Linked DNA regions of Mus musculus: region 1 is linked to region 2. A link is a contact called in ENCODE POLR2A ChIA-PET data. All regions are on one chromosome and are shown on one strand. The core of a region is the stretch at or near the end of the contact, and the rest is flanking DNA. Distances in the headings are between cores, read along the strand shown. Region 1 holds the start of Ell (elongation factor RNA polymerase II). Region 2 holds the start of Gdf15 (growth differentiation factor 15).

The links. ChIA-PET counts read pairs that join two places held with the same protein, here RNA polymerase II (POLR2A).
Region 1: POLR2A ChIA-PET joins it to region 2 with 17 read pairs in Patski. The contact joins the promoter of Ell here to the promoter of Gdf15 in region 2. POLR2A ChIA-PET finds 5 or more read pairs at or near these places in 3 of 5 experiments (Patski and embryonic stem cell).

The regions. Positions count from the first base shown.
Region 1 is chr8:70,538,245-70,540,944 of GRCm38, forward strand. It overlaps Ell (elongation factor RNA polymerase II), which reads left to right and starts at 1,431. Exons shown (of 12, transcript NM_007924.2): 1 at 1,431-1,597. The coding sequence starts at 1,463. It overlaps Gm51534 (a long non-coding RNA gene), which reads right to left and starts at 1,285. Exons shown (of 2, transcript XR_003947400.1): 1 at 1,224-1,285.
Region 2 is chr8:70,630,827-70,633,526 of GRCm38, forward strand. It overlaps Gdf15 (growth differentiation factor 15), which reads right to left and starts at 1,269. Exons shown (of 2, transcript NM_011819.3): 1 at 507-1,269. The coding sequence starts at 786. Gm34154 (a long non-coding RNA gene) reads left to right here and starts at 1,737. Exons shown (of 2, transcript XR_870495.2): 1 at 1,737-2,029.

The DNA of each region.
Region 1 (2,700 bases), core at 181-2,680, 92 kb before region 2:
TTTATGTAACCACGCCCACCACAAGCCTCAACAGACGCCCACTCCGTCCTGGTGCGAGCAGGCCTGGCACTTGACCCTCTGGAGAGCTGTGCCTAGACTCCACCCAAGGAACGCGGAAAAAAAGCATAAATATCAAGCTGAAAGGCCCAAGTTCAAGTGTTAAGGGTTCATGAGTAACACATGTAGCGGCGAGGTTAGGAGCTTGGAAAGATGGAACCGTCAGCTCTTATACTTATGAGCGGGTGGGGAATAGGCCACGTCGGTCAAGCGGTCAGGGATCTTAAGTCAGTTGGGTGGGAAACCCTTGAAAATTGGTTTTTGAAACGCGGCAGCGGCAACTCCTGAATAACTCAGCTTGCCCAGCGGCTGAGGCTTCTGGGGAGGGCCTCGGGAGCTTGGGGTCTGACTATGTAGCCCAGTGCATGAACTGAAGTAGGGCAGACCCTGCGACTGCGGGGGGCGTATCAGTTGGGCGTTTGGCGGGCAAGCGGTGGTCTGGGAAAATCAGCAAGCACGGGGTGGGGGAGTGGCCACGCCTGCTTCATGAATAATACAGCAAGTCGGTAGGCGGGCTTTACGGGAGTTTGGGGGCGTGGCCAAACGCGGAGCGCTTGGGGAGCAGTTCCTCGGTGACGCAGGGTTCCATGGGCGTTTGGGGGCGTGGCATAGGGCTGGTAGAGGAGGCGGGCTTCAACGCGTGTAGGCGTGGCTAAATATGTTTCTTTAAGGTGATTTTTTTTTCACTGGGGGCGGGGTGGGCTCGCTGCATATGAGTGACCATCTAGATCTGGCTGGCAACTGCGAACAAACGTGTTCGTCGTCGCGGCCTGGCAGTCTACCAACACGTCGGAGATCACGGCCAGTTTCTCATAAATAACACACTCACGCGACAGGTCGCGAGGCTGAGAGGGCTTTGCTGGGTTTGGGATGAGGATGGGTTTCCTGCAGTCTTGGGGTCGAGGCTGCCTTCGTCTCATGAATAATGCAGGAGGAGTCGTCAGGTAGGAGGAGCCTGTCTGTGAACTGGCGCACGCGCATGGGAGTTGTTTGCAAGGGAGGGAAGTTTCTTAGAGAGCTCTGAAGAGCTGTTTTAAGGCTATGACTGGCCTCGCGAGACCCTTAGGGAGTGGCCAGTTGCGCTGTGGTTAGTTTTTGAAGGCGGGTTTGGAGCGCGCGGGAAGGCGTGGCTAACCTCTCTTCTTGAATAATACAGCAAGACTCACAGTCTCCGGTCCCGAGAGCGGGCCTGTAAGTGCTTGGGGGCGTGGCCATCTGTGCGGGCCCGAGGCAAAATGTTCCTCAGCTCTGTCAAAGAAGGCACGCGCGCCCGGAGTGGGGCGTGGCTATGCTGGCCTCATGAATAATGCAGCACGTCGGCGGGCGGCGCGGCGGGGCGGGGCGGGTCAGGCCGGCGTGCGGGCGCAGTCGCTGAGGAGGGGGGCGGGGGAGTGATGGTTGCAAGATGGCGGCGCTGAAGGAGGCTAGGAGTTACGGGTTGTCGTGTGGGCGCGTGAGCGACGGCAGCAGGGTGTCGGTGTTCCACGTGAAGCTCACCGACAGTGCTTTGAAGGCTTTTGAAAGCTACCGGGCCCACCAGGTGAGCTTTGCGGCGTCCTGGCGGGTAGGCTGCGCCGTGGGGAGACACTTGCGGGGACCTGTGGGGGACAAGGCCGCGCGTCCACACCTGGCGATACCTTGACCAGCCCCAGTGACATCCTTCAGGTTGGCTCTACTCTTGTCTCTTTTTTTAAAAATAGGTCCTTTCTATGTAGCTCAGGTTGTCCCTGAACTGACGGCCATCCTCCTGCCTTAGGTTCTTAAGTGCTGGGATGACAGGTGTGTTTGGATCCACTCATAGAAGGGGTAGTTTGACAGAAACTTACTGCCTGGCCCCAGATCCTGCCACTCTTGTAACCCTGTTTCCCTGGATATTTTGGACAAGGCTGTTGTGTTTTTCTCACCGACGGAGGTGGTTGTGTTAGCCATGGGGGCTTCCTCCCCTGGGCACTCAGCAGGAGGCAACTGTAGCCACCACACTTGGTCTCTCCATTTTCCACTCTTCATCTGGGAGAAATTCCAGGCTTTTTGGTACTGCCTCCTGGCTTGGGAGTGGGGTTAGGGATCCTGGCTGTGTCCCTCTTTCCTGTGCCTCACTCTGGGTCACACCTTGATGCCCCACCCAAGCCACGGTATCACCCTGCATCCATCCACTGAGACAGAAGTTGCAGGACCCCAGGGGAAGTGGCTTGAGGGTTCATCTTACTAAAGTGACTGGGGTGTTGAGTCTGTGTCTGGGATGTGTGTTTGCCTGTGCTGGCTCGGGGGGTGTTGACGCGGTCGAGTGAACAGAGAGTAACTAGGAAAGAATGTGGTTTTCTTCCTGCCCAGGACATGTGCTGCACCATTGGCCAAGCCAGGAATTTATTCCCCATTCAGTGATCTGGGGAGCCTACCTCTTCCTGCATGTCTTCCCTTCACTTCTTTGAGCCACTTCCTGCCCGTGCCCGGGTTTTAGTTTTTTCCTTCCTAGAACAGGTTGAATCTCTTTGGAAAAAGTCCTTCTTCCCTTGTCAAAAGGGGCAGAAAGTGCCCCTGCAGGTGAGAAGGAAGAGGTGGTGAGGATTTGGGTGGCAGCCACTGAGTGACCAGCCCAGCCACTCTTCCTGGTTAGAATTCCAACCTGTAGTCTTTCCCCTTGGG
Region 2 (2,700 bases), core at 19-2,518:
ACACAACCCTAGCGGATTTGTAAGGGGGCGTGACCCAAATCAGCCTGGGCCCGCCCTCAGCCCTGCTGGGTCCCAGAGCTGAGTCCAGTCCCCTGGATCCTCCTCCCTCCCATCCAAGCGACTGTCACTTGTTACTGTAGCAGTCTCTTTACAAGCGATTGCGTCAGATTTCCGATCCAGTTCCCGCAGGTTCTTTCCGTTTGGCTCCCAACCTGGCTCCTGTCCCTCCCTCTTCCCTCCAGGACCCTCTAACCTTCCCCCATGTCCTCCCCAACTCGAGTGCTGTGCATCTCCAGGAGCGACCTTGACCTCTCTGGACATCATTTGTCCAGCTCCGGTCTAGGGACGGTCATCCGTCCTACTCTGGCTGAGCCCGCTGCTGGCAGCTCCAGAGGTCACAGCAGGGGAAACTGAGTCTCGGAAGCTGGGCTGGGCTCGTGGACTTGAGTGTGTTGGTTGGAGCTTGGAGAGGGTGTTCCTGAAGTGGGTCCCTGGTTGCTACTCACCCTCTGGACTGAGTATCCGGACAGCTGGGTCAGGACTTGGTTCTGAGTTCGAGTCCTCTCGGCTCTGGTTGGCATGCAGCCGGCTCAGCAGGTCCTGGAAGCGACCCCGTAGCTCGTCGGCGTTGAGTTGGGACTCAGGGCCGGAGGGTCGCTGTTCAGGCATTGCCAGGGCGTCCCCCTGCGATGGCCATGACAGCAGCAGCAGCAACAGCAGCAGGAACAGCAGGAACCTCAGTTGAGAGCCGCCTGGAGGCTGGGCCTGGAGCGCGGGCGGGGCCATGTCGCTTGTGTCCTGAGTGTGTCTTTGAGTTAAGCCCTCTGCAGCTGCCTTTATACCCACTGGACTCTGTCCGCTCCGCCCCCGTGTGCGATGCCAACTCGGGTGACCAGGCTAATTCGGGCGGGAATCCCAGGGCTCCGCAGGGGGAGGGGGTGGGAGGGAGGGAAACCGCCGGGCTGGGACCTGAGTGAGGGCTGATCGTCCCCACAGAACATGTGATGGAGTCCAGACTGAAGTTCAAGTGGCTTCTTCCTTCCTCTTGGGACCAGGACTCTCTCCCTCTCTCTTTCCTCCTCTCTCCCTCCCTCCTCCCTCCACCCCCATCAAAGGTGAAGCCAAGGAAAACCTAGAAAAGGCAAGTTCAGGCAAGTCACCCCTATGCCTCAGTGTCCCAGGAGTAGACATTACAGCCGTGCCCAAATGGGCTGGGACATAAGGACAAATCAGGGACTGCACCTCTTCGGTGTCCTCTGTGGGACTCCTACCAATCCTTCAAAACCCTGTACGAACAGTTGTCGCTTCAGGAACCAGATTTACCTTTCAGGATGACTGGATGCTCACACGTGCCCTGCCCTGTGCCTGCCTCAGTATCCCCAGACCAGGGGTTCCTCTTGGGAATGGAGGGAAGAGGAAATCTGCTGCGGGCCTCCTTCCAAACAGGAGGCGGCAGGTGGCTGGAGGGGGTGGGCAGTTCGTCTCAGGCTCAGATAGAAGATGGAGGAGGAGGATGAAGGTGCCAGGAGCCCCATCCACGGTCAGCCTGGGCCCTGAAAGGGTAGTGGCTGTAGTTAGGGCCTCTGGGGAAGACAGGAGTGAGCAAGGAGGGGCACCAGGTGTCATCAAGGGCTCCTGCTGGGGTCCCTCCCAGTATTTACATACTGCTGGGTGGCCTCTGACCTGTGGGGTCACTCCAGGTTAATGACTGACTAGGGTTACTCCATGTCCCCCTGTGAAGACAAGGTAGGTGCATGGTAAGTCTTCACCCGCCATCTCCTTTGTCCAAGACCAGGATGACCCCCAGAACCCTCCCCAAACTGATTCCAGACCACTCCTCCTCAGATCCAAGCCCCACCCCTGATGCACTGCCCAGAACTACCTGTTTGCTCCAGGACCCTTTGCCTACGGGGGTGACTCTTAAAGATCAATGTGGAGAGAGGTGGCACCGCCCTTGGGATCGCAGCTGTGGGCAGTTTTGAGGTATCTGCACTCTGTGAGGAGGCACAGCATGGTGGCCACCTGGCCGGTGAGAGTGGGGTTCTGGGATTATGTTCATCTCTGACCGTTTTCCCCCAAATTTAAGTCTCAGAGTTGGATTCTCTGCCCTGGGCGAGCTGCTGATCTCCGAATCATATCCCAGAGGATAATACTGCAGTCTTCTGGTCCCAGGCCAGCCATTGAGCCTCAGTTTCTCTTTCTGTGAAAGGCTGCTGTGGTCTACATCGTCAGGGTAGGGGTACAGCGGGGGCCGGGGGTGCACGCTACAAATTGAGGGACTATCCCGCGGTCCCATGTGACCTTGGACAAGTTTCTCAGCCTCTCTGCGCTGCAGAGCAAAGGCCAAGGATCAGGATACAGCTGTCTTGCTGCGTGAGATGAGAGGTTGAGACAGGACCATCATGGGTCACAGGTGGGGAAACTGAGGCTGGGGACGGCCCAAAGTCTCTTGGGATGCAGATGGCTTCGTAGATATGGAGCTCGGGAGTGGGCCGAGCAGCTGCCCACTCCCACACGGGGAGCCCTGTGCGGTCTGGATGCTGGGACAGGCCTCGATGTTCTCAGCACTTCTGTACCCCACCTAACCCCACAGGCCGCAGACAGATGCAACCTCAGCCAGCCCAGGTTGCCTCTCTGGCCCTCGGTGTCTTCCTGTGATGGGTCCCAACTTTCCTAACCCACACAGGCCCCTTCAAAAAA